Regions from separate parts of the Mus musculus genome. Here region 2 is linked to region 1. Evidence: chromatin loops called from intact Hi-C (ENCODE). Cell type or tissue: gastrocnemius. All regions are shown on one strand.

Region 1 (2,500 bases):
TTGAAAAAAACAAGAAAAAGAAAGAAAGAAAGAAAGAAAGAAAGAAAGAAAGAAAGAAAGAAAGAAAGAAAGAAAGAAAGAAAGAAAGAAAGAAAGAGAGAGAGAAAGGAAGAAAGGAAGGAAGGATAAATAAACAAAGGAACAAGTAAATAGGGCTGGTGAGATGGCTCAGTGGGTAAGAGCACTGACTCCTTTTCCAAAGGTCCTAAGTTCAAATCCCAGCAACCACATGGTGGCTTATAACCACCCATCACCCATTATGAGATCTGACACCCTGCATCTGAAGTCAGCTACAATGTACTTATATATAAATAAATCTAAAACAAAACAAAACAAAACAAAACCAAAAAAAAACCAACCCAAGTAAATAGAAAGGCCTGGGAGCTGCCTCAATTAAAGTGTCTTCCATGGAAGTATGAAGACCAGAGTTCAAATCCCAGCACCTATGTAAAAGGCAGCCTGTAAGGCAGTGGACACGCATAATCCCAGAACTGAGGAGGCAGAAGCAGGGGCATCCCAGGCCATGCTGGCCAATCGGTCTGTGTAATCAGTGAGATCAGGTTCAAGAGAATGGCCCTGTGCTCAAGAGCACTGGCAGTTCTTCTAGAGGACTTGGGTTCAAGTCCCAGCACCCTCTTGGTGGCTCACAACCATCTCTAAATCCAGTTGTAGGAGATGCAATGCCTCGCCTCCTGAGGCACTGCACACATGTGGTGCACACACTTGTAAGTAGGCAAAACGTGGACATAAATAAAAATAAATAGATCTTTAAAAGTAAGTAAATAGGGTGGGGGGTGGCGACGACAGTAAATAAGGTAAAGAGTGGCTGAGGAGGGCACGCAGCATTCACCTCTGGCTCCCATGTTCACGCACACTAGCACAAAAATGCGCACACACAAAGACAGACTAACTTAATCACACAAGGAAAGGGAAACTAAGGCCATAGTCAGACACAGGACAAGAATAACACAATGTGCTGGGCAGTGATGGTGCACACCTTCAGCACTTGGAGGCGGAAAAATCTCTGAGTTCGAGGCCAGCCTGGCCTACACAGTGAGTTCCAGGACAGACAGGACTACATAGTAAGACCCTGTCTCGAAACACAAAAAGAAAAAAAGAAGGGAGGGAGGGAGGGAGAAAAACACTATGTGAGCATTGTAAACAGAACTGCAAGTAGTTTTTATAGGAATTAAGGAGATTTACTGACCAATCAGCCTGCACAATTGGGGAGAGGGGGATAATAATTCAAAACTCTGTTAGAAATGGATAAAGGGTGTCTGCAGAGATGGCTCAGAGGTTAAGAGCACTTGCTGCTATTGCAGAAGATACAGGTCCTGTTCCCAGTGGCCACAGGGTGGCACCAGTTCCAGGGGATCTGGTGTACTCCCCAGGTCTCCGGGGGCAAACACATGTAGTGTACTTACACAGACACAAATCACTCATACACGCAAGATAAGGAAATAAATAAACCTTTAGAATAAAGAAATGGGTAAAGTGCTCAGAATAAGATCAGTAATTATCAGGAAAGAAAATGTAAAAACTGTAATAAAGGACTAGCACAAGCCAGCAGAATTTCAGAAAGACTTGCATTAATAAAGTGTTAATGTTGCTTGAACTCCAGGATATGCAGACTGAGAAATACACCATGGCACACTTGGTCAATGTTCCCACACAGCACCACTGCAGAAGCTGTTGATGCAAAGGCAGAGGTGAGCGTGTGTGGTGGGAGCCGAGGGACGGGATGGACTTACTGTCCGTGCGGGTACCAGCGATGCTTCGTGGTGTAGAACACCTTGCTCAGTTGTTCTATCATGGGCCCTTGCTCCAGCTGCTTGCTCTTTCTAACTTCTAACTTGGCTTTCAGGATCTGCTCGTGGGTTTCCTCATTATTATGCAGAAGATCTGGTTGAGGGATGGGCTATAAAATAAGCAAATTACCAACGATGAAATGTAGAAACGTAAGCCGGAACTGACCGGCTTTGTGATGAAACAGCGACTGCCCTCAGCCATGCACCCCCTTGCCATTCAGTGTTAAGTTACCAGAGCACCTTCAGGTAGCTGTATTATCCAAAGTCGGAAAGACTCGTCTATACACAAAAAAAAAATTTTAGGTTTACTTTCCAATAATAAAAGTTCTTACTCAATTACTTTACCTCATTGATAAGGTACTTATTATTTTTTTCCTATTTCTCCTATATACTGGGGCCCATGATTTTTTTTTTTTTAATCTGCAATGTGGCAGGTTACCTTACATATTATTAAGGAAAGAACAATGGAAAATATATAACAGACCTCTGTGGGGGTTGAGTAAGAATGGCCACCACAGGCTTCTCGTATGTTTGAACGCTTGGTTCCTTCCCAGTTGGAACTGTCTAGGAAGGATTAGGAGGTGTGTCACTGGAGGTGGGCTTTAAGGTTTCAAAAGCCCATGCCAGACCCAGTCTCCCTCTCCGCTTGTAGATTAGATATAAATTCTTAGCTACTGTTCCAGTACCAGGCC
Region 2 (2,500 bases), 380 kb after region 1:
CCAGGCCATCAGTTTAATACACACACACACACACACACACACACACACACACACATACACACGTATCTTACTCAATAAATTAGGTAGGAACTAGGGTTCTAAGGAGGATGAAGACCTGGTGAAGTCAGTTTAGGAGAACCCTCCTCCAGGAGTGACAGGGAGAACCCTTCTGGCCTACTTCTCTTTCTTCTCTGTCCAGCACTGCCATGCGCAACTGGTCCCATAACTGATCCTGGTTCTCAAGCTTTCAGTGAAAAACAGCAATGGGAGGAATATCTTCATCTTCTAGAGCTGACAAACTTCATCACACACACACACACACACACACACACACACACACATAATACAGATTACTATCCCAGGAGACCCAGTATCTGATGAGGGGCACCGCCTCTCACTTGACTTCCACAGTAGAATCAGGTCTCTTTTATAAGAGTCTTATTTAGGAAAGTGGCTTCCTCACGACTTAATGACATCCAAAAGCCCCCCCCCCCCAAATACCATCACCTGTGTGTGTTTGTAGGGGGTGGGGAATATAAAGATTTCAGTATAAATTGGCAGGGATATAGGCACCCAGTCATTACAAAGGGCTTGAGCCTTTTCCACTGTGATCCTTAGAGGAAAATGAAGGACCATGTTCTGGCTATATGGATGAAGATAAACAAAACAAACCTGTGCCTTTTTAAAAAAATAAAATAACTACTTGGCTGTTAGAGTCTTTCTGTCTCCTCTTTGGTACTATATTCTCTGAGCCTTGGAGACATTGAAGTATGAGGTTTGTTGGAAAGATGAGAGGGGAATGGGGCATGAAAACTACCTAAAATCACTATATCAATGTATGAAATTTCCTACAATAAGTAAAGGGCTCTTAGGAACAGATGGAGAAAGAAAATAATTAGATAGATTGGGAAATGTAGAAAATACATAGGTGCGCACGCACACACACACATACACACCCCTAAACTAAAGCCTGTTGATCCCGTTCTTTGTATGTTCTGTGTTTTATTACACCAGGAGCTTCTGTTGCGTGGATATATTACCAGAGAGCCCTTGTGTTTATTTTAGTTGATAAGAATCGAGGTCCAAAAGACATCTCAGTGGGTTGCCCCACCTTCAGGATGAGAGAGAAAAGAAGAAAATTCCATCAGGCGGTCCCCTTATCAGAAAAGAAAGTTTGCTAGCACCAGGAGTTGGAAACTGCAGGTTAAAGGCTAAATTCCTTTGGATTCAATGTAACAATGAAGCTTTTTATAAAAACTAAAGAACAAAGTTTGCAGTTAAATAAATAGGATGGGCTGATTGCAGCCTCCAGCCTCTGTCCCCCTTGCTGTGTCATGTCTGTGCTGGCTGAAGCCTCTAGTGCTTGCACACTGGTCTCAGTGGAGATTAGGGTGGGGAGCACATTCCGGGCAGAGAGGCCAGAGAGAGACAGACAGCATTCCAGCTCCATGAGCCTCCTGCCACTCCAGCACTCCTCTGAAGGGTAGAGGGCACAGGCTTCACACGCTCTGCGGCAGCAGGCAAGGGAGGCAAAGGTGGCATTCCTGTATTTTATTACATGGCTTTTGCACGAGCAACTTCACCTGTCAAAACACGATGAGAAAAATAAAATGGAAAGAGATGGAAGGCGAAAGAGGCTGGAACAGAGGGGCAAGGGGTGAACTGAACCGGGGCCCCAAACGCAATTGGAAATGTCTGAGTGTATTTCATTCTGCAACTGTTCGTCTCTTGGATGGCGTGTGTGTGCATGTGCGTGTGCACACATGTGTGTATGTGTGTCTGTCTGTGTGTGTATATGGGTGAATGTGTGTATGTAATCATGTGTGTGTGTATGCATGTGTGTTTGCCTGTGTGTATGTGTGTACATGTGAGTGTGTGTTTATGTGCATGAGTGTGTGTATGCATGTGTATGTGTGTATGGGTATGTGTATACCTATGCGTGTGTGTATATGTCCACATGTGTGTATGTGTGTATATGCGTGTCTCTGTGTGTGTATGTGTATACCTACATGTGTGAGTGTGTGTATACCTACGTGTGAGTTTATGTGTATGTATGTGAGTGCATGCATGTGTATATAAGTGTGTACATGTATGTGTTTATATGTGTGTGTATGAGTGTGTGTGTGTGCATGTATGTGTGTATATGTGTGTGTGTGAGTGAGTGTATGTGTGTGTGTTTATATTTATCTTCTAAAATTAGCAAAAATGTGCCTGTAGACTAATGTGCTTGTTAAACTACTGCCTTGGATAAATACAATCAGAAGTAACTAATTTCTACACAGCAGATATCAACACAGTAGTGTGGATTGAATGTGTCTCCTGAAGCTCACATCTTAGAAGCAGACATCAGTGGTTTTAGGAGGTGGGTTCTTTGGAAAATAGTTAGGCTAGGATGAGCTCATGATTCTGAGGGCCCTGCAGTGGTAGAACAGCATGGGGAGGAGAGAGTTCTGAGTTAGCAGGCTTGCTCTATCTGACCCTGTGATGACTTCCAACAACC

The links. Peaks named below come from ENCODE experiments on the same cell type or tissue, not always from the same donor. Only the 100,000 strongest peaks of a DNase experiment are listed, where the experiment ranks them.
Region 2: it touches region 1 in a loop (2.3-fold over the local background); 3 of 42 quality-filtered maps call a loop at or near these places.

The regions. Positions count from the first base shown.
Region 1 is chr10:95,488,495-95,490,994 of GRCm38, forward strand. It overlaps Mrpl42 (mitochondrial ribosomal protein L42), which reads right to left. Exons shown (of 6, transcript NM_001359476.1): 5 at 1,752-1,918. Among named protein-coding and RNA genes, the nearest start is that of Mrpl42, 12 kb to the right of the region's middle. In gastrocnemius, a CTCF peak has its summit at 1,346 (motif pointing right); a DNase peak (open chromatin) is centred at 1,363.
Region 2 is chr10:95,863,510-95,866,009 of GRCm38, forward strand. The region is part of intron 3 of Gm33377 (a long non-coding RNA gene); the gene reads left to right. Among named protein-coding and RNA genes, the nearest start is that of Gm33543, 22 kb to the left of the region's middle. In gastrocnemius, no CTCF peak of the experiment used is centred here; no DNase peak of the experiment used is centred here; H3K27ac peaks cover 308 bases.